Regions from separate parts of the Homo sapiens genome. Here regions 2 and 3 are each linked to region 1. The links are chromatin loops, found by intact Hi-C in ENCODE. Cell type or tissue: Calu3. All regions are shown on one strand.

Region 1 (8,000 bases):
TTTTAGTAGAGACGAGGTTTCACCGTGTTAGCCAGGATGGTCTAGATTGTCCTCCCATAATTTTTAATAAAAACCTTGGCCCCCGTTAATGCTTAAACACAGCACAATGTGAAGAGATGAGAAGGTAAGTGACCACATATCCGGAGGATTTTGATGTAAGAATCTTCTTCAGAGGCACACAGCCCTCCTAGGTTGACAGTTTATATTTTTTATTCCAGGGAACTTTGTGTTTCTGGTTGTGATTTGACTTCGCATACGTATCATGAAGTCACATTTTCTGCCACAGAAGTTACTTCCTATTGTGTATGACAGAAGTAAGAACATCATTATTTTGCACAGGTGACAAAACCCTCAGGACACCCTGGTGCTCCTTCACCTGAGAGTGTCTGGAATTGTGGGTTTAGGAGACAGGGATGATCTGCTGTTTCATTTGCTTTTAATCATCCCATCATCTGTCCCTCCTGGCAGGTGATGTGGTGGATGTGCTAGACGAGACTCCCTTACCAAAATGTCTTCTTGGAAATACTGCTAGAATCTGTTCACATGCAGAGGATAGGACACACACACACACACACACACACACACAAATACACAGAGACATTTAATTAATTAATTAATAATAGACATTAAATTAATACATTCTACTTTACAAAGCAATAAATGAAAGCCTAAAAAATGCAAAGTAGATATCACTTGGAAGAGGATTTCAAGCCTGTCTCTTCATTTCCCAGTCATTAAATCATAATTAGATATTGTCTACACTATGGCCTTTTCATATCCATAACAGAATCCCGACTGTGGATGTGGTGGAAGCCTGGGTACCAGATGTTTTGCTCCTTCTTTCTTTCCTGAAGCACAGGCCTGTTTGTGGCAGTTTGAAAGTTTGCACTTAAGAAGCTTAATTTTTTTCCCCCAAAGAGTCTTGCTCTTTGGGGCTGTCATCTTCTTCAGATGCAGCCTGGTGGGAATGAATCCCTGTTAAAATGAGAAAGAGACCATCTCTTATCGTGCCTGCGAGGGTCAGGGAAGGGGCACTCCACTATTCTGCCTTATGAGCTTTTCCCTCAGGGTCCCATCTACCTCATCAAATTCTGCCTCTGACTCGCTGATACCAGCCCCCTGGGAGTTGTTCTCAAAATCCAAAATCAATAAACACGGCTGTCAATCACACCAGGCCTTCTCAGCTCCGAGGTGCTACTTTTCTTGATTGAGGATTTCTGCAGAAGCCCAGAACTCCATTTTCACAGCAGCCTGCTGGGTTCTCAGTGAAGTTTGGTAATTCTCGCGATTAATTGCCTCATTAATAAAGGAGATTCACACAGTATACATGCTTTTATCCAGGTTGTCAGATACTTTTGAAAGGGTTTAATGCCAATAAAACTTTCAACGTTGCCATTAGCTTACTTATGTAAGCATTTAACATGCTCCACTTGGCCTTCGTTGCTTTGGGAAAATAGACAGGTTATCTGCTAATTTCAATATTTCATACACAATAAGAACTTTGATGTAAGTCTAAGGAGGTTGCTGTGTGAGGCTGGGAGCTGTCGAAGAGGCAATAGAAAAATGAAAATGAGTAAAAGCTAGCTCAAATTTGAACATTACCCAGGCAGTAGATAGCCTGAATTTGAGCATGCCATACAGGCTTACTAAGTACTTGGCTCAAGGCTCAAGTTTGAAAGCTTCAGTGCTGAATTTCACTGAGGTCCTTTATTACCCTGTTACATCTTTCCTGCCTTGGGATATTTGCACTGGTTTTTCTTTCTTCATTGATGTTTTCCCTCAGGATCTTGCATGGCTCCCTCTTGAACTTTTTTCAGTTTTCCACTGAAATGTTACCATCTTGGAGAGGTTACTTCATCACTTTAGTAAAAATTACTCTGCCCGTTATCACTGTCTACCTCTTCTTGTTCTTCAATAGCTTACATGATGGTGTGTGTTTATTTGTTTATTGCCGGTGATATGGTTTGGCTCTGACCCCACCTAAATCTCATCTTGAATTGTAGTTCCCATAATCTCCATTTGTCAGGAGAGGGACCTGGTGGGAGGTAATTGAATCATGGGAGTGGTTACCACCACGTTGTTCTCGTGATAGTGAATGAGTTCTCACTGAGATCTGATGGTTTTATAAGGGGCTTTTCTCCCTGCTTTGCTCTGCACTCCTCCTTCCTGCTGCCATGTGAAGAAGGACATGTTTGCTTTACCTTCTGCCATGATTGTAAGTTTCCCAAGGCCTCCCCAGCCATGCAGAACTGTGAGTTAATTAAACCTCTTTTCTTTATAAATTACCCAGTCTTGGGAAGTTCTTTTTTTTTTATTTTTTATTTTATTATTAGTTTTTTAGACAGAGTCTCACTCTGTCACCCAGGCTGGAGTGCAATGGCATGGTCTCAGCCCATTGCAACCTCTGCCTCCTGGGTTCAAGCAGTTCTCCCACCTCAGCCTCCCAAGTAGCTGGGACTACAGGCACCCGCCACCAAGCCCGGCTAATTTTTTGTATTTTTAGTAGAGACGGGGTTTCACCGTGTTAGCCAGGATGGTCTCGATCTCCTGACCTTGTGATCTGTCCACCTTGGCTTCCCAAAGTGCTGGGATTACAAGCGTGAGCCACTGCATTGGACAGTTCTTTATAGCAGCATGAGAACGGACTAACACAGTTGGTCTCCCTGGAGCAGAAGCTCCAAAGCCAAGGCCTGAGTTTGTTTTGCTCATTGCTGTATATCCTTAGAGCTGAGAACAATTCTTGTTATATTGTAACTGCTCAGTAAATATGTGACAATTGAATAAATGAAATTCTAATAACAGCAATGGAAAGAATAATAATAAAAACTTCCCAAATACAAGCTTACGGAAATGAACAACATTCATATTGACAACTCATCATTCCAGATATGATTCTATATCCACTTCTACAAGAAAAAGATACAAAGCTGTTGGTTCTATTGAATATGTAAAGTAAAATGTAAATATAAAATAGTTGTTAAAAATACAACTATTTAAAATTCAAAATTTTAAAAAAAATTTAACTTTATTTTCATTCAAACTGAAGAAATGAAAATGAAGGAAAGGTAAAATTTTAAATGGATTTTCTTTTTTTACAGCAAGAGATATTTTTTCAAAGATACCGCTAAAGAGATTATTAAGAAGAAAACATTAAGAAGTTGACATCAGTATCATTTTTTTTAAAAAACTACATTTGGGATTTGAGTTGCTGCCATAAAAAGTTAATATTTTGACCTATCTGCTCACCCTCTACCTCCCAATTTTTGTTGATTACACCTTGCATAATGCTCGAGGTTTACTTTCTGTTTGGTATATAATTCACACAACTGTCAAGTATTTATATTTAAATAGAGTCACTGCCTACCATCAGTTCTCCCTCCCTCCCTCCCTTCCTTCTTTCCTTCCTTCCTTCCTTCCTTCCTTCCTTCCTTCCTTCCTTCCTTCCCTCCTTCCTTCCTTCTTTTCTTCCTTCCTTCCTTCCCTCCTTTTTCTTCCTTTCTTCCTTTTTCTTTCTTTCTTTCAAAACAGGGTCTCACTCTATCACCCAGCCTGGAGTGCAGTGGTACAATCACGGCTTACTCTATTCTTGACCTCCCAGGCTCGGGTGATCCTCCTGCCTCAGCTTCCCAAATGGCTGGGACTACAGGCATGCAACACCATGCCCAGCTAATTTTTTTGTATTTTTTGTAGAGGCAAGGTTTCGCCATGTTGACCAAGCTGGTCTCAAACTCCTGGGCTCAAGCAATCTGCTCACCTTGGCCTCCCAAAGTGCTGGGATTACAGGTGTGAGCCACTGCATTCAGGCTCCGTCAGTTCTTTCTAATGTGCTCCTCTATTCCTTAGGTTTAAATCTTGATTAGATTTTTATTTGACTGGTTTCTTAGTCTGTTCTGGCTGCTGCACCATAGACTGGGTGGCTTAAACAATGTGTATTTATTTTCCATAGTTCTGGAAGTCCAAGACCAAGGTACTGGCAGATTCAGGGTCTGGTAAGGGGTGGCTTACTGGTTCACAGGTGGTTGTAACCTCATGTAGCAAAAAGGGCAAGGCAGCTCTCTGGGGCTTCTTTTATAAGAACACTAATCCCATTCATGCTCTACCTTCCTGACCTAATCACCTCCCAAAGGCCCAAACCTCCAAATGCCCTCCCACTGGGAATTAGGTTTCAATCTATGAATATTAGGGGTGCACGATCATTCAGTCCATAACAACTGGATTCATTGGCAAGTGGATTTTTCCAGCAGGCCCATAGGGTGGCACTGTAGCACTGCTGTTAAGAGTAGAGTCTCTAGCATCACTACCTAAGGCTAACATCTCAGTTCCCCCGTTTCCTAGCTGTGAGACCTTGGGCAAGTTACTTACTTTCTCTGTATCTTAGTTTCTTTATCTGAAAAAATCAAGATAACAATAGAATCTACTTTATTCTGTTTTATGAAATGAAATCATTCACGCTGTTCAAATAGTGTTTGGCCCACAGTAAGTCTACTTCACCAACTCCCCTTAAAAGAGATCTCATTGCTTGTAGTATAGTCTGCCCAAAATACTTCTCATCCTGCTTAACTGTAAGGACCAAGAGGTCTAAAATTCTTCCCTCCTGAGGCCTCACATTTACACAAATATTGTTGTTTTCTTATCTTGCTCTCTCTTGTGGGTAAGTTCAAAGACTATGATCTCTGACATTCACAGCCATGAAAGTGATAATGGGAGGTGAAGACAGTGTAGCTACAACCAGCCTTAGGAAGCTCAGGAAGCTGGGGGCGGCTGGGCCAGGGGCTGTTGAGCCACTTTGGAATCCTTCTTATGAACCAGCAGCCTGGGAGAAGGTCTGCAGCTAGGAATGCCGCAGCAGCCTGCATCTGATAAGTTTATTTCCATAGTTGGCTGTGATTTGCCCTGGAATGGATATCCCTCCTGCCAAGGTACATGCTGTTTGCTCAGATGTTGGTCACATTTTGATAATCATTTAACCTTTATTTATTCTGCACGCCCTACGGTGTAGATAATCGTCCCTGGCTGCCTCAGGAGCTCCACTGGAGACAGTGCGGAGCTGGAGGACCGCTTCCCGCTGGGAATCTCCTCTAGAGATGGATATGTTCATTTCAATGGAAAGTTCCTCACCAATCTGATTTGTAGACAGAATTGGCATTTTTAATTAACAGCAAATGAGAAAAATGGGACATTTTTTTCTTTAGATTTTCACTTCAGGAGTTCTGATGAAGCCCTCCTTTTTTTTTGTATTGTGATTATTCCTCTCTCTCATGTATTCTTTGACATAAATATGCTTAAGTTCATTTATTTTCATAACAGAATTACGGAGATCAGGAAATGGAGAAGAGTAAAATAGTGCAAAGTCTTTTCAAATTTCATTGATGAACCACTGCATCTATTTATAAATGAAATTTGACATTTTAAATTTAATTTCATTTGTATTATCTTTTATCTGTGAAATATTTTTTAGGCTCTTATATGAAGTTTATGGTGGCTTGATAAAAATAAATTAGAATGCCTTCTCTATTCTTTCATTTTCAGTTTAAATAGTATTTAAATAGTATTAGAATTATGTATTATTTTTACATGATTCCTGAACTTTTTAAAATTAATTCTTTAATTCTGAAGAGAACTTTATATATACATATATACAGTTTTTTTTCCCTAAATACCTAGCTTTTGGAGGTACTTATCAGTTTCCCACAAAAAGTGATTTCCAAAACATGTGCATTGTTCTTAATCAATAAAAATTTTACTTGAACTTTAGACTTTTGCCTGTGAATATTATCTTCTTTAGTGTGCAAATAAAAAACTCAGCCAAGGGAAATATACAGACAGAGAGTGGATTGAAGAGCATTTGGAGAGATCCTTCCATTCCAAAACATCAGAGAGCAGGATGAGTAGACATAATGGCCTTGCCCTTCTGCTTAGCTCTGAGCTGGGCCTTGGCATTATGCCCTCAGCTTACATCGAGAAATTCTCTGAAGAAACGGAGGTTTTGCAGGGGTACTGCTGAAGATACTGTATTCTGTTTTACTCAGTAACCTCTATGTAAAGGCCTGGACACAACTTTTCATTTAGACCTATGCTGTCTGTATGTGACTTCTGAGCAAATGAAATATGGCTAGTGCAAATGAGGAATTGGATTTCATTTAATTTTTAATTAAATCAAATGTAAAAGTGAACACAGCCATGAGAGAACATTTAAGGATGTTAGAACAGTGTGGGTATGTGAATCTACTTTTTCAACAGTCCATTTGTGAAATCCAAATATAGATCAAGTGTTTCTGATAAAAATTTAGTACATCTCCATTGAGATGCACTATGAGTATAAAATATACATCATATTTTGAAGACAGTATGTAAAAAAAGAATAAAAAATCTTAGTAGTCTTATATATTGACTATGTTGAAATGATAATATTTTGGATATATTGGGTTAAATAAAATGTTAAAACCAATGTCATCTTTTTTTAACATTTTTAAATGTGGCTGTTAGAAAATTTAAAATTTCATAGGTGACTCAAATTGTATTTCTATTGAACAGCTCTGGTATAAAGTTCCAGGAAGAAACATCATTTCTTCTAAGAAATTAGTATGCATTTTTTCCTCTTCTCATAGACAACATGAATGTTGTAATCAAATTAATTTATACAAATAGGTAAATCCTTGGCCATCAGAACCTCACAGCTCTATTTTCAGCTCAGCATTATTTCCTCTAAATCATATCACTTTTATATCTTCGCTTAATTTTATCCCCTGATCTTACCTGCCTGACATGTCTATATTTTCCCTTGCCATCATTTAATTTAGTTTCCATTTGTCTAATTTATTGTGTTATATTTGTTCTTGTGGGCAATGGCAAGTCATGTTCCTGAGAACAAGTCTTGCCTCAAGTACTTCTCTGTGAACCTGTTCACATTATCAGCATGGCAAGACATGAACAATGGTTTGATGAAACCCTTTCATTTGAGATGAAAAAGACAGAAGTACAAAGTGACTGGCATTTTGAAAGCCCAAAGCTCCATGCAGTTCAACACAAGTTTCCTATTTCTAAACACCACTCAGGTTTGTGGTCAGTTTTCGAGATCTAGAAATCTTTCCTGAAGTGTTTTCAATAGGAGAACCTGGCATTTCACTAATTGAATGTCGCTGGTTAACTGATAACGTCAGTAGAGCTGAATGTTATCATAAGGGAATGATTTTCTGCTGCTAGATAATGCTGAGGGGAAGTCTAAACATATGAGTGCAACATTAAAGATGTTGATAATATGGCCCCAGAAAGCTACCATGATTGATTGGCTATTATATGGAATTTATTGTACTTCTATCATTTTGTCTGGTGAAACCCAGCTGAATGGTTCACTACAATGATGGTATTTTGGGCTGTGTTAAAAGACGTGATGGTCAATAAACTAAGCTATGCTACTGAAATGACCCTGGACTTTGGGGTCACACAGATGTAGTAGGTTCGAATTCCAATTCTTCTTTTCTACCAGAGTGACTTTTGAGAAATTACATAAAACTTCACATGAATTTAATGACTACCACATCCAATGTCATTTTCCTAGTTGCTAACATATATTGAGTGTTTACTCTTCACCAGACACTTTACTCTTATCTCCTCACACAAGCTTTGAGGAACTGTGGACATCAAAGCTTAGGGAGGTTAAATAACTTGCCTAGGAAAATTATTATTCCTTCTTATTGTTAGAAATAGAACTGAAATTCAAAAATATGTCTGACTCCAAAGCATGTGAGCCTTCCGTCTAACACATTAGTAGCAATTATCCATTAACTTCAGTTCGCTGAAACATTGATTACCAAGAGGGTTCTGAAATTGCGTGGCAGTTCCTCTAAGGAATTTTGCCTGCATTCAGGGAGCAGGCATCCCGTGATCGGTGGGAGCCAACCTGTCTTGTGGCTCAGCTTTCTTCTTTCTGGTGAGGACTGCATTGTATGAGATAAAATTTACTGTTTATTTAGAAAGCAGCACATACATTAGCTAACTGT
Region 2 (8,000 bases), 81 kb before region 1:
AGCTGGGACCACAGGTGTGTGCCACCATGCCTGGCTAATTTTTTGATTTTTTGTAGAGATGGGGTCTCACTATGCTGGCCAGGCTGGTCTTGAACTCCTGGGCTCAAGTGATCCTCCTGCTTTTTTTTTTGTAGATATGGGGTCTCACTGTGTTGCCCAGGCTGGTCTTGAACTCCTGGGGTCAAGCAATCCTCACTTTCAGTCTCCAGAAGTGCTGGGATTAGCGATGTGAGCCACTGCAGCTGGCACTCCTACTGTTAATATCTTGCCTTGGTGTGGGATGTTTGTTACAGTTGATGAACCCATATTAGTACAGTAGTAGTAACTAAAATTATGTTAGAGTTCACTCTGTGTGTTGTACAGTTCCATAGTTCTTATCAAATGTGTGATGTCTTTTATCCAGCATTCCATACAGAAACGAGGGACCTCCTGAGAGCAGGGAGCTGAGCACCTCCGCCAAGCAGCACATTGGTTCTGGCTGGAGCCCTTGTCTGCTGGGTGCCAAGTGTCAGAGAACAATGACGCTTCTCTCTGTGGGGTGGGGAAAGAGCAGAGCTGGCCTCAGACACAAAGAGTGCTGTCACTAACCCCTGAGAGATGTCACTAGGAGAGGTGTGGAATTCCCTATGAAACAAGTAGGGAGGCTTTCTGTCCTCTCATCACCCAGTGAAATGTCCCTGTCCATCAACCTTTGTGTTCCCAGGTGTCTTGGGGTATTCTTGTGTATTCACATGGGGTCTTGGATGATGCCAGGCAGTGCTGTGGCATGGACAGGTGTCACTCTGGCTGGACAGTCAGTGGCTAGGGATCTGGCCTCTCCTGCATTGACAAGAGCCGTAGGGCCTGTGGAGCCAGTGGTCATCGACAGCAGTGAGTTCTCGGTTTCCATGTGGCCACTGGGCCTCCTCTGCAAAGCCTCTGCAGTGGTCATTCTCTGGATCCCCTTACTCAGCTTTTCTTGGGTAGAGACTCCTCTTTTTTCTTGGGTGACAATCTCAAATCAGTTGTCAAAGCGTGTATGTTCTAGGCTGTTGCTCCACCACCGAGGCCTCTTTAGACATTGTCCCTCCATCCTCCAAGAAGTTCTAGTCCCTTTTTCTTTCTCAGTGGAGTCCCCAAGAAGGGACAAAGCTGATGGATTTTGGGGGCAGGGGCAGTTGACAGAGCTGATAGAAACTGAGAGTCTTTTTTAATATTGAGACTTCTTGATGCGTTGCTCAGGCCTTTGGTCAAGACAAAAACACCACAACTTATGCTACTGGTGCTTGCAGGAAAAATAGAAAGGGGATGTCCCATGCTGGGGATACAGAAGAATGTAGAGCATATTGGCTTGAAGAGGCAATTATAGCATGACAGCAAGAGGGGAGCAGCAGAGGTGCTGGCTCAGGGGTCTGAAGTGAGGGCTGCCAAGCAGCAGCAGGGGCTGCTTTTTGTAACATGGAAAGGTTCCCTACAGGCTCTCAGGAATACAATGAGAGAGGAAGCTCATAAAAGTCATAGCAGAGGGGTCAGACTGCATTAGATGAGTATCGAAATGTTATTCCTGAAGTCTGGGGAACGTTGTATGCCTGTTTCACTGATGGCATTTAAACTGAGGTTCAGAGATGTTATGCAAACAATCAAAGACACATACTGCAAAGACCATGTGCTGAGATTCAAACCCAGAACTTTTGGCTTCCTTAGCCTCTGGTTTTCCCATTACATCTTGATGGCTTCTTGCAGCTGGCTGGGATAAACAGAGGCGGTAGAATGATTGTTAGGCTTTAAAAAGAGTTAATGGCTTCCAGCTTCATCCATCCTCCTCAGCAAACTAACACAGGAAGAGAAAACCAAACACTGCATGTTGTTGCTCATAAGTAGGAGTTGAACAATGAGAACGCATGGACACAGGGAGGGGAGCAACACACACTGGGGCCTGTTGCAGGGTGGGGGGTGAGGGGAGGGAGCTTAGAGAACGGGTCAATAGTTGCAGCAAACCACCATGGCACAAGTATACCTATGTAACAAACCTGCACATTCTGCACATGTATCCTGGAACTTAAAATAAATATTAAAAAAATACAAAAAAAGAGATAATTGAATGAGCAATGGTACAGAAGGAGTATGTGATAAAAACAGCCAACATTTGCTTCACCCTTCATCTAATCCTCAAAACAACTCAATAATTTATTATGATGACTAGCATCATCTTCATTTTAATGTGAGAAAGCTGAGTTTCAGATAAGTGAAATAACTTGCCCAAAGTTGAGTGGGTCTAGAACCTTACTCTGAGCTACTCCCAGACCTGGTCAGGGCTGCAATTTATCAGTAAATGTATCTGTTGACTGCGCCCCACTGCACATGGGGGACCCCCCAGCCAGACACCTGCAAACACTCTTAAATTTCATCCTCACCCTCAACTCTGTGAGGGAAGGTATATTTACTCCAGTTTAACAGATAAAGGAATTGAATCTCAGAGAAGTCAAACAACTTATCCCTGGCCACGCAGCTAATAGGTGGCAGAGCTGGGGCTTGACCCCGGATCTTTCTGACATAATACAATCTTGTGCTTTTCCTCCTATATTGATTGTTTCCACACCTGGAAATAACATCTGAACTACCCAGGGAGCATTTATAAAATATAGATTCTTAAGTCTCATCCCCAGAGATGGCTGGGGCAGGCCTGGGAATCAGCATTTTGCAGAAGCCTTTCAGTAACAGGAACTGCTGCCCCACGGCACAGTGCAATGAGTGTGGCGATCCTAAGGCCAGAGGAAGGCTGCAGTTGCCCTGGGCAGGGACCGTGCTCCTGAGAGAGGGTGGGAAGTACAACCCTTCACATTCTTGGCACCTCTGACATTGATTTGCTGTGTGACTGCTGATCAGACAACCATACCATTGGTCGTTTGATTTTCAGACATATAAGATTAGCAGCTAATGCAGGTGTTTCCTTTATTCGATTCTGATATGGAAAGGAGCGACCAAAACAAAAGTCTCATCTGCAGAATGTTTAGATGGCTCTAGACAGTGTGGCCAAGAAGAGGGGCTGGTGTTGGCAGAACCGGCCCACAGACAGGACAGAGGAATTCATGGTGAGTTACCTCCCTGTCTGGTCCTTAACTTCCATGTCTGTAATGTGAGTACGTTGAATGATTAGCACTTCTTAGAGCATGATCTGGAACTTCCTGCACCTAAAACACATACACAGCTTGTTAAAAATGCAGATTGCATTCACTAGAATGTAAGCTCCACAACAGCAAAGGGCTATTTGTTCAATACCATGTCCCTAGGCCCAGAAACAGAGCTTGGCATGTAGTAGGAACTTATTAAATATTTGCTGAACGATTGAATGGAATCTTGGAAACCAGCCCAGGCCTACTGAATTAGCGTCTCTACATGGGGCTAGGAATCTGGGAATCTTTCTGAAGAGCTGCAGGTGATTCTTAAGAGCATTAGCATTTGGGAACCACTGAAACTGGTAGTTGCCACCATTTTTCTGGTTTGACCTTGGACATTCCCTTGGCTTGTTGCCATATCCAACCTACAGCTGAATCCTATGGCAATTTCTCTTAAAAGGGAGAAAAAGAGATAACTGTTGAGAAGCTCTTGTTTTTATATGAAGTCATCAGGAGGGTTTCCCACCAGCCTCTCCTTCTCCATCCTGCAAAGAACAAGGGGAGTGTCCAGGCCTGAGACCTGTGGTGATGGAACAGACGGAGGCCAGGAAATGCTGAGGACAGATGCATGGCTAGGACCTCAGCCTGTGTGGTGCGCCTGTGGCCCCTGGGCTGTTCCCAGCAGCCTCATCAGTATGAGGTGCATTCCCTGGGAGGCACACTGCCCTCCTGAGCATTGCATTCTGGTTGGGGAGGAACCCATACTGCAGCACTACTTTGTGGCCCGTCCCCATTTATCAAATTACCCAGATTATTTGAGTTGACGTGGACAGCTGAATCCTCTTGTGAGCTGCTTACCTGGGAAGCCACTTTAGTGACTTGCCACAGGGGCTCAGGGGATAGGGCATACCGCATGTCCTTCCCTTCTGAATGGCCAGTGGCTTCTGTCCTCCTGCCTGCAGGAGGAGGACCCCAAGGGAACCCAAAGCACATTCCAGAAGAAACTTGGTGAGAGCTTGGTGTCTGGGCAGGGGGCCTCATTTTGGTCCACGTTTCTCAACCAAGGCTGCATATCAGGTTGCTTGAGGGAGCTTTTGAAAGACTAATGCCTGCTCCACCCTAAACCAATTAAATGTGAACCTCTGAAGGTGCGTACTAGAAATGCACATTTTTTATAGTCAAGGTTGCAAACTGTCAATTAGGTGGAGCTGATGTTTAGTTGCCTTTTAAGACCACTTTCTTTGGGTTTTGTTTGCTCTGTCAAATGTTGTTTAAAAATTAACACACTTTTTTAAGAGCAATTTTAGGTTTATAGCAAAAATGAGCAGAAATTAGAGAGAATTCCAATATACCCTCCTCCCTTCTCCCTTTCCTTCCGCAAGCTCCCCTTTCAAATGCTGTTTTCCATACAATCAGCATTGCATGGTTTGCAGTGACCAAGGAATGACTCTCAGATTTCCTCACATCACAAGATGCTCCCTAAAACTGCCTAAGCACAAACCTAGTGTTGGCATAGGTTTCACAATACCTCTTTGGAAAAATGGCGGAATCCCTGGCCTTTTTGTGGCCACAGTGTGTCTGTGGTGGGCTGGCTACTCCCCTCTGACTGGCTGCAAGTCAGCTTGCAAGATTTCTCTGCTGTGCGCTCTGTAGGTAAAACCCTCCTTTCTCAGGGATGAGTCTACAAGGCAACCGGCGTGAGGGTGCATATAGAAAAGGGCTCAGGAATGGATTGTAAAATAATCACGTTCGAATCGCCTTAAAACAAAGCCATCCCTCCACCTCCAATTTGTCCCCATTTTTTTCTAAAATGTTCTTCTGCTTTTTGAAAATCTTATTTTTGGCTTAATTCTCAACTTTTTAAATGTAAAAACATTTCACTAGGGGGCACTTCAAGACTGAGTAAGAAAAAACCCCCAGCAACTTGGTGACAATACATTCCACTTCACCATTAACTGGGTAAACAGTCCTGTACAAAACAAAATATAAAAAATACATAAGGAATTAAAAATGTATTTAGCTGAAACTGTGACTCGATTTCTGCGAGTCATTTTCTACACCTGTTTTCTTCAAACTGGACAGAAGTGGCATTCTTGGTCTTGCTGACAATTTTGACCTGAGTATTAGAATTGTAATAATAATGATAATAATAATAATAGTCTCTTCCTCTGGTTAAAACAGACACTTTGCTTACTGCAGTCATTTGATGCAACTGAGCGTTTAAGACTTTTATTCAGAAATTTATGTTTGAGAAATGTTTTCTTTCTCAACATTAATGGGGAGTGTGAATGTAAGAGCTAGCAGCTTTTTGGTGCGGGATTAGTGGAGGAATTTTCTGCAGCAGAGAGAAGGTCTGCAGGGGGAATCTGGGACCTGAGTTCTAGCCCTGGCTCATTTCTATCCAGCAGTGTGACCTTGGACAAGTTGCTGTCCCTCTTCGGACCTCAATATCCTTATTTGTAAAATGATAGTATCGTACTGGAAGACACTTAAGATCTCTTTCCAGTCTGACCTGCTGTCCCCCAAGCAGTCTCCCTGTGGTGAGAGCGCTCACACTGCATTTTTCCTGAACTGTTGCATGAAAAGCTAAACTCAAGGCAATTCTGGGAGAAAGGCAGAGAGACAGAAGGATACGGGCATGAGTCTTGGTTCTCCCCTTTGGGAGGTGTTATGGGTCTAATCGTGTCCCCCAAAAGATGTTGAAGTCTCAGGACCGGTGAATGTAGCCTTATTTGGTGATAGGGGTGGTGCAGATGATCAAGTTAAGACGACATCATGAGGATGGGCCCTAAGCCAATATGACGGTGTTCTTTATAAAAGGGAAATTTATATGCAGAGATAGACACAGACAATGGGAACATCATGTGAAGGTGAAGGCAGGGACTGGGGTGATGTATCGACAAGCGAAGGAATGCCAGCAGCCACCAGAGGCGACGGGAGAGCGTGGAACAGATTCTCCCTCACAGCACTCAGAAGGAGGCAACCCTGCCAACATCTTGATCTTGGACTTGCAGCTTCCAGACTGTCAAATAATAAATTTCTGTGATTTTCAGCACCTGGTGTGTGGTACTTTGTTACAACAGCCCTAGAAAACGAATGCAGGAGAGTATTTAACCTTAGCCTTCACCCTATAAGGATGTGAGCAATGATTAAATGAGAAGATGTACAGGAAAGCCCCTTGCATGCAAGGCTTGCCATCTGGTAGGTGTTTATCAAATGTTAATGATTGTAAGGAAGGAACAAAGGAGAGAGGAAGGAGAGGATGGAGGAATGAGGAAGGAAACTCTTGATACGAAGCACCTGTTAGGTGCTGGAAACTTTATATATTGATCTTTAATTCTCAGTAACAACCATATTGTTGCTGAGAGACTGGGGCCCCTCAGAGGGACAGCCATTTGCAGAAGGTCATGGAGCTAGGAAGTGACATTAAACTGGGCCCATCTGACTCCAAAACCTGTGCTGTTTCCACACTGCTATGCTTGTTGTTAGGGCCAAGTATTATTTATCCTGCCATGATAAACCACATTCATTCATTCATTCATTCACTCATTCATTCACTTCCTCATCATTCAAGAGAGAAAAGGGGAAGGAGGCAGGTCCATTTCAATGAGCTGATGGCAGACTTGATTCCAAGAAGTCATGGTTTGACTTTCTAGAACAGCTGACATTAATTGTCCACAAGATTGTTTGCTGCTGGATGCCAGCGTGAGGCTGTCTAGGGAAAGCAGATCCCAGAAGCCAAACCAGGAGGACTTGGAGCAAAAAACGGGGCAAATCACGTTACTTTAGTTTCTTCCCTAAATAAATATGTCCACACTCTGTTTTAAAGGGCATTCACGGACGACTCAAAACCAGGTTTATTCCAGGCAGAATCCCTTCAGACCCCAAATCTGTCTTGGTTATTGGCCCATTCCTCATTTGGTATTTCCCCTCTTTGGGCCAGCCCCATCCTCATCCTTGTCATTCTTGCCTCTCCACATCCCCCTACTCCCATCCCATCCTGTCCCATCCTGTCCATCCCATCCCATCCCACCCCAGTTAAGTGAGACATTCACCTGGAGTTTGTCTCAGTTTCTGAAGTTATAGAGGTGAGCTAAAGAGGGAGCCCTGGAAGGCCCCAGGTTGTTGCAATACCATGGGATGTGCAAGTAGGCACTGGATGGGGTTATCCAGGAGGGCTTCCTAGAGGAGGGGATGACAAGCAATGGTATTGGAGAATGCAACAGGACAACCTTCCAGGCTCAGGGAACAGCATGCGCAAAGGCCTGATGCCCAAAATAGCAAGGCAAGTGCAGACAACTGGAAACAATTAGGAATTGGGCATAAAACGTAAGAGAAGGGAGTGAGAGAAGGCTGGAGGGTTAGCAAATTCCGGGTCACTAAGTGACCCTGGCATTTCAGAGCCGCCCTCCAAGGCACCCATTCTGCTCACCATTTCCAGAAGCCCCTCTCTGCTGTGCTTCCTGCAGCCCTCGACTCTCCTCCGCTTAACTTTCTGGGATCTAAAGGGGGCTCCTCTCTTCTCTCTGCTTTTACCAAATCATGCATTCCTTCACAGTGCAGTCATTCAGCTCATTGCTATGGAGTGTCTAGTCTCTACTAGGTCCTGCTCCAGCTCCTGGGTCCCAGTGGGGAAGAGTCATGGCACCAGTGGAGAGTGGTTTATGTGCTTCTTAGCTAAGGCATTTTAGAAATAAACAACAATTTAGTGGCAGGCTGGAGGGGAACTATTTGGGGATAGTCAGCCCCCCTCCTTGGAGCAGACTATGATGCGACGTGGCTGTCTGGGCACACAGCTGTTTGAGCCTCCTCCCTGTTCCCAACCTCTCTGGGCGTTCAACTTCTCTCATCTCAGTTCTTCTGTTGCCTTGGTAAGGCTCTTGGAGACACCTTTCTCGTGGCTGA
Region 3 (8,000 bases), 130 kb before region 1:
TTAGTGCAGGTAAGGAGGATATGGGTTTCTTACGGGTCCTTCACTCAGGGCTAGGAGGCAGATACACCGAGTGAGGCTTCATGAGGCTTAGCAGAGAGTGGCTTTTGATTGGCTAGGGGTTGTATGGTACTGTGAGACATTGGAGTTTTGGACAAACCAGATGGAATGTTTTCAGTGAATGCTTCAAACCTCATAAAGGCCACGTGCTAGGAGTAGGATCATGTTCTAGGGCACAGGTCAGAAAACTGTGGCCAAATCTGGCTTCTGGGCTTGATTTGTGCACCCCACAATCCAAGAATAATTCTGCATTTTAGAAGCAGCAGCATCAGGAGAAGGTGAAGGAAGAGGAGGAGTGGGGAAAGGAGAGGAAGAAGGAAAATGAGACAGAGACCATATTTGACTCACAAAGGCCAAAATATTTACTACCTGGTCCTATGCACACAATATTTGCCAACTCCTGCAATAATGTCCTGGACTAGGAATAAATGTAAAACAGAACCACCCTGAAAAAGGAATAAAACCAAGCCAGAGTAGGGGAACTTGGCACCAACTGACTGCTTTGCAGAACAAAACTAACATTCTTTAAAGAAGACAACATAATCTAGACTCTTCATAATGTATCACACCTAATGCCCAGCATACAATAAAAAATTTCTAGACATATAAGAAGTTAGAATTATGTTACTCATGATCAAGGGAACAAAACCCAGTTAATGGGAATAGAGTTTTATATGTTGTAAAGACTAAACTGAACTATAGAGTTCAGATGTTGTAAAGACTAAAATTTTAAGATTGCCATTACAAATATGTTCAGAGGTAAAAAGGAAAACATGGCCACAATAAGTGAACAGGTGGAAAACCTCAAATGGAAAACCTCAATAGAGCAATGAGCCTTATAAAAAGAAACAAATGAAAATTCTATAACCGAAAGGTATGCTGTTAGAAATGAAGACTTTACTGGAGGGGTTTGACAGCAGATTGGAGACTTCACAAGAAAAGGTACAGTGAACTTGAAGAGAAATCAATAAAAATTATCCCATCTGAAGAAGAAAGAGAAAAAAGTGGAAAGATGAAAACAATGAACAGAGACTTAGTGATCATGTGAGATTATTAAGTTGTCTAACATCCACATAATTGGGATTCAAGAAAAGGAGAAGGGAGGGAATGGGCAGAAAAAATATTTGAGAAAATAATACCTGAAAATTCCCAAAATTGGGTAGTAAAAAATTAATATTCATCCAAGACGCTCAGTAAATCCCAAACAAGATAAGTACAAAGAGAACTCCACTTAGAAAATCTTAAAAGAAGCCAAAGAAAAAAAGACCCAACACAGGAGAACAAAGATGCATATGACAAATGCCTTCTACTGGGAAGTAATGAGGGCCAGAAGACATATAAGAACTTCTTAAACTCATTGAAAGAAGAAGGAAAACTGTCAGCAAAGACAGGTGTTTTCATGCTAACTTTATCCAGCATGAATATCCTTCAAAAATTAGAATAAAATAGATTTTCAGATCCATTTTTAAAAAGCTGAAAAGATATGTTGCCAGCAGATCTACACTATGAGAAATGCTAACGGAAGTTCTTTAGCCTCCAAATAAATGACATTAGATGAAAACTCAGACCTACGGAAGTAAAGCAAAGACCAGAAATTTTAAATACATGGATAAATATAAAAAATACTGTTTTGTTCTCAATTTCTTTTTTTCTTTATCTTTTTAAAAATTGAGATCAATTGGAAGATGAAAAGTTATTTTATCCAGGGTCTTGTTATGTTGGCCAGGCTGGTCTTGAACTTCTGGCCTCAAGTGATCCTCCTGCCTTGGCCTCCCAAAGTGCTGGGATTAAAGGAATGAGCCACTGTGTCCAACCTTACTTCTCAACTTCTTTAAGAAACATGTAACACTTTGAAGCAAAGGTAATATTGCATTTCGAAATTTACAATATATGTTGAACAAAATATGACAATAGCTCAGGGGACAAAAATGAAACTATACTCTTGAAAGCACCTTGCACTTCACATGAAGTGGAATATTACTCTGTAGTGTGTAATAAGGTAAGGGTGAATGTTCTACTCACTAGAGTAGCTGCTATAAAAAATAAGACATAGCTAAAACCTCAATGGAAGACACAGAATATTAAAAATCTGGTTAATTCAAAAGAAAACAAGCAAGGAGAGATGGAGGAACAAGAACAAACAAAAAAGAATGGAAAGGCTGTGCGCGGTGGCTCATGTCTGTAATCCCAGCACTTTGGGAGGCTGGGAGTTCGAGACCAGCCTGGCCAACATGGTGAAACCCTGCCTCTACTAAAAATACAAAAACTAGCCAGGTGTGGTGGCACGTGCCTGTAATCCCAGCGACTTCGGAAGCTAAGGCAGGAGAATTGCTTAAACCTGGGGGGCGGAGGTTGCAGTGAGCTGAGATTACGCCACTGCACTCCAGCCTGGGTGACCGAACAAGACTCCATCTCAGAAAAAAGAAAAAAAAAAACAACTGGAAAAACACAAAACAAATAGCAAGATAATACAATTAAACCCAGTCATATTAATAATTACTTAAAGTGAACTGCCTAAACTCTTTATTCAAGAGGCAGAGAACTTCTGACCGAATAAAAATGTAAGACCCACAGTGTGTTGCCCATAAATGATGAAATGTAAGTATAAATACACATGTCAAAAAGGAGGGGGAAATTATGTATTACAAAATAGTAGGCATAAGAAAGCTGGTATGCTTATATCAATTTCACACAAAGTAGCCTTCAAGACAAAGATTGTTACTACATATAAAGAGGGACATTTCATATTGAGGAAAGGGTTAATTTACCAACAAAGCACACACATCCTAAATATGTTTATATAAGAAGTACATGATAACAGAGCTTCAAAATGCATGAAACAAAAGCTCATGCAATTAAGGCAAGAACCAGACAAATCCACAATTGCAAGAGTACATTTCAACACTCCTTTTTCATACATTGAAACAATGGAACAAGGAAGAGAAGGGCGAGTTGGGAAGCTGCACCTGCCTCACCTCTCTGACTGCTCATGCCCGTGAACCTTTCCCTCCCGATCTCTCCCATACACGTATTTGAAATGTCCTTCCTTAATCTGTTTATCAGAAGTATGTGGAATCAGATACAAAAGTTGTGATACTCATGTCATGGTTTTCTTTGTTCTGTGACAGTTATAACCCCTCAATTATTTAACCAAGAGGGAAAACGAGCTGGAGCACCTCAGTGCAAATTAGCTGAGAGTGCAAATCAATGGCAACCTCTCAACTTGCTTGGCACTGTGTTCCCTACCTGCAAAAATTTATTTACTCAATAGAGGCACATACAGAGCCTGGCATCACTTTGTACACATTTTTTTCTCTAAGTCTCTTTTGGTTATTTGACATTGTGGCCACTATTAGTTATGATTTTTTTTCCTGGTTCAATGATGTGATTATTTGAAAACATCAGAACAACAGCCCCTGTCTTCTTTGGCAATTTCTGTCTTTGACTTTATTTTAGTGCTTTCTTCTCCTTTCTTTCTCTCCCATTGTGTCTTCCATTAACTGGTGATGAACTCCTGGGGGAGATTTCTCAGGTGTAACCAGGGTAGAGAAAGGACTGGCCTAACCTACTGATGAATCAGCGTGTGAGTGGGGAAACCACTTACTGCATTTGCAGATAGATGGTGCACAGGCCGGGCATGGTGGCTCACGCCTGTAATCCCAGCACTTTGGGAGGCCGAGGTGGGCGCATCACCTGAGGTCAGGAGTTCGAGACCAGCCTGGCCAATGTGATGAAACCCCGTCTCTACTAAAAATACAAAAATTAGCCAGGTGTGCTGGCACGCGCCTGTAATCCCAACTGCTCGGGAGATTGAGTCAGGAGAATCACTTGAACCTGGGAGGCAGAGGTTGCAGTGAGCCAAGATCGCACCCTTGGACTCCAGCCTGGGTGACAAGAGTGAAACTCCATCTCAAAATAAATAACTAAATAAGTAATAATAATAATAATAATAATAATAATAATAATAATAATAAAAGACGGTGCACGGTTTCATTAAGCCTTACACTGCACAGCTGTATAAATTACAGAGGGCAGGACAGCTAAATCCAATGCTGTGTTCGAATCTTGTCTAGACTGGCATTTCAGTGTGGCACATAAGCACTTGACACATTTCTAAGCTGGTAACAGCCCCCTGGGTTCTCTCTTCCTTTCTCATTTGGTCAGTATTCACTGGCAATATTTTTTCTTCTATCCCAAAGATCACAAACTGGCTGTCACAAACTGGCTGTCTTTGAGCCAAAGCTGGTCCTCAGACATGTTTTATTCAGACCGCACAGCTAAATTTTTTAGAAGTTGCCAAATTAAAATATCTGGAGATTTCACACACATGTACACATTTTCAGCTTTCCTTAAACAAACAAACAACCAAAAACACGCAAAAAAAGGAAGGGCAATACTAAGACTGGGCTGCACATGCATTCAGGCTCTTGGCGGGCCTCGTGGAGATCTGAGTTTGCCCCTCTTTTTCTGGTTAACATGCCCCTCCTCAACGTCTCCGACGCCTCAGAGTTCAGGGATGTGAAGAAAAATTTTGAGATCTCTCATCTAAAGATTGCATTATTTGGAACTGTGAGTCTCCCTTCCCCATCGTTATCACATATACCAGCCAGCAAACCCTTTTATTACGCTGCTGATTTTACAACTGGGAAGACGGCAATCAGAAAAATAAAAAAGGGCTGTGGTTTCTCCCAGTTTCCTCTAGATGGCAGTATTGTATTGGTATTATTTCCAATACTCCCGATCCCAGCTGCTTTCAAAATGTTAATTATATAATTTTTCAGTGGGAATAATCTTTGTTTCTAAATTTATTACAGTATTTTTTCAATAATGTCAAATTTATCAGTAAGCAGGTAGAGTCCACAAAGCTGCAGTTTTAAGAGAACAGAACGACCGACTTTTTACCCCTCCTTGGAACTTCCCGAGTTAATGAGTAGAAACAGAACATATTGCAACGTATAATTGTCACGATTATGCGGGCTGTTCATTTAGCGTTTTCGTGTGCACATGCATTCAGCTGCCACATCTGCAGTGCACGTTGGAAAAATAGCCCCTTCTCTGTGCAGTTGGAAACATCGACTGTTTCTCATTTGGAGCAATTTCTTTATTTTGTTTTGTGGATAATGAATGTTACCCACAAATATGGGAAGCAAGGAAGCAGAAACACAGTTTGTATTACGAGGAGGCTCTTAGAGATATCCACATACACAAGTAGACAAATGTGAGCTGCGTGTCGGCCTCATACAAAAACAAAGCAGGTACTGTGAAAGGGAAGTTGTGTGTGTTAATGAGATTAATGGTTTCAGAACAAATCCGTTTCAGAGCAGCTAATTAAATATTTCGTTTTGAGTTATTTGGTGTAATTTTCTTTGGTACTCGACAAATACTAAGTATTTAATTTTATCTTCCAGCACAACCCATTAATATTTCACTGGTTGAATTCTTTGCTGTGGTGCTTTGGGTTTTGAAACACCTTTTGAGTACTGGTTAATCCACTTGACAGCCGAAGGTGAACAGGGACTCTGCAGTTCTCTGTTATGAAAGCCTGGTCAATTTCATCTTGGCCCCATCTAAGTAGGAGTTAAGTTTTGTGTTTTTATCACCTTGGTTCCATCCTAAAACGTTAGAGTTGGAAAAGCTCCACAAGGACCTCTCCCAGCCAGGGTTCAAGTGTTACAGTTGCTGCATAAACTTGCTCAGGGATGGGAATGTTGTGGTTGGCATTGTGTCAACGTAAAGATGGCCCCACTGAGGGGTAGGGCTAACCGTTGGGCCATTTTTCCCCATGGTGAGCCCAGCTCAGCGCAGCGGTGGGAAATGCAGTCAGGGAGGGGAACAGGGCTGTTCACGCAGAGGTCTGTGGGAAATTCTGAGGAGCTGATGTCCTTCTCAGCACAGCCCTCCAGGCAGGTGCTATGATTTCCTCAGAAATGGCACATGAGAGGAAACCTCTCTGCCTCGACTTAACCCAGGTGCAAAGTCTGCCATGACCTGGCCCTTCTATTATGAGAAAGACAGCCTTACTTCTACTGAACCCTGACTCCTTGTAGGTAAGTGCACATGATAGCAATAATTTAAGTGTACCCTGAGAAGGACTCTGTATGGCAGATGCACCTGAATGTGAGTTCTGGGCTAGGGAATCCAGGAGTGGCGAACTCGGAGATTTGTTCCATGTCTATCAGGAACATCTGAGCCCCTGGCCCACGCCATGGAACACGGGGATTCAGGCCCTGAGTTTTGGGTTGAGTGAGGATTGCCAGGTGGAGGTTGTTAGGGAGAAGGTGTTAAGTAGAAATGCTACGTGAACTGCGGGCTTTTTGCAAGGAGCTGTGGTTTTCCTGCCTAGCCGCCACCACTTTACTGTAGGGAAGGCCGATATCTTGCCCAGCCCACGGCCACTGGGCCCTCTCCCCTGTATGTAAGCCTCCAGTAAAATCTCATGGGCTGGGTGCGGTGGCTCACGCATGTAATCCCAGCACTTTGGGAGGCAGAGGCAGGCAGATCACTTGAGGTCAGGAGTTCGAGACCAGCCTTGCTAACATGGTAAAACTCCATCTCTACAAAAATACAAAAATTAGCTGGGCATGGTGGTGCACGCTTGTAATCCCAGCTACTCAGGAGGCTGCAGCAGGAGAATTGCTTGAACCTAGGAGGTGGAGGCTTCAGTGAGCCGAGAGGGCACCACTTGCTCCAGCCTGGGCAACAGAGGGAGATTCTGTCTCAAAAAACCCCCCCAAAATCTCATGTTTTGTTTGCTGGCGCTGGGTCTCCTCTCCAGCCTCTTGAATCTGGTACCTTCCCCACTAGAGTCAATAGGGTTTCAGTGCGACACTCCTCTCTACCCCTAAGTTAAATGCCCTGAATCTTAGATGGTTTTCCCATTGTTCCACTATGGCCATACCCCACTTCCCACAGCCTATATGGACTCTGGCCTGTGGTTCCAGTTGGGCGACACTCATATTAGATGTCTAGAAAAATCTCATTAAGTAACCTTTGCTCTCAGTCATCTCCCCTGTTAGCAAGAGCAGCCCAACATGGAGAAGCAGCCCAATCTTGTCACAGAGTCTCCTCCCTCACCCCTGACCAGGGATCATGCTGACCCATCCACACTGTTCCTGGCCCTTCCAGACGCCCTTCTCACCTCCTCCCCACCACCCTCCCCCTTCTGCATCCTTCAGGACCCATGTCGAATCTGTGTGTCTCTCACCAAGCCTACCTGGACACACCTCTGTCTCCATGACAGAATTTCTCCTCCCACTCAGTGCCTCCAGTGCCCAGCTCCACCCCATTAGCAATCATTCCAAAGATTTCCCTGATAGGCATGGGGCCTGGTGATCTTTTTGTCCAGGTTTTCATAGGCCTCAGCTCCAGGTAAATGGATTCTGAATTCAAGCAAATAAATATCCACATTCTTCTCTTTTTTTTTTTTTTTTTTTGAGACACAGTCTCACTTTATTGCCCAGGCTGGTGTGCAGTGGCGGGATCTCAGCTCAGTGCAACCTCCGCCTCTTGGGTTCAAGTGATTCTTATGCCTCAGCCTCCCAAGTAGCTGGGACTATAGGCACGTGCCACCACGCCTGGCTGATTTTTGTATTTTTAGTAGAGATGGTGTTTCACCATGTTGGCTAGGGTGGTGGAGCATTTAAAATTCTGACAATCTTTCTAGTTACAAGAAAAATTTGAAGACAAGTCACCTTTTATACATAGCATGTATTTTCAACACTATAGCCTTTGGCTAATGAGAACTTGTTATGGGAAGCACCAGATCTTTATTTCCACCTGGGGACAATCTCCTCTCACCTCAGGTCTGGAGGCCCCATGTGAAATCAAGCTCTCTTGTCAAAGTGCTCGCTGTGTAATCGGCAGAATTTGCAAAAGTTGAATGGCTGGAGGGAGCAGGACGGGAAGAACTGGGCTGAGAGGTAGGTCAGTGGAGAGACGTCCTG

What was found. Hi-C counts contacts between places; a loop is a spot of excess contacts. Peaks named below come from ENCODE experiments on the same cell type or tissue, not always from the same donor. Only the 100,000 strongest peaks of a DNase experiment are listed, where the experiment ranks them.
Region 2: it touches region 1 in a loop (13-fold over the local background); 2 of 110 quality-filtered maps call a loop at or near these places.
Region 3: it touches region 1 in a loop (6-fold over the local background); 7 of 110 quality-filtered maps call a loop at or near these places.

Annotation. Positions count from the first base shown.
Region 1 is chr4:27,172,334-27,180,333 of GRCh38, forward strand. No RefSeq gene overlaps it. Among named protein-coding and RNA genes, the nearest start is that of LINC02261, 41 kb to the right of the region's middle. In Calu3, no CTCF peak of the experiment used is centred here; a DNase peak (open chromatin) is centred at 4,258.
Region 2 is chr4:27,091,648-27,099,647 of GRCh38, forward strand. No RefSeq gene overlaps it. Among named protein-coding and RNA genes, the nearest start is that of LINC02261, 120 kb to the right of the region's middle. RefSeq lists an enhancer at 1-66. In Calu3, no CTCF peak of the experiment used is centred here; no DNase peak of the experiment used is centred here.
Region 3 is chr4:27,043,766-27,051,765 of GRCh38, forward strand. No RefSeq gene overlaps it. Among named protein-coding and RNA genes, the nearest start is that of LINC02261, 170 kb to the right of the region's middle. In Calu3, a CTCF peak has its summit at 4,694; no DNase peak of the experiment used is centred here.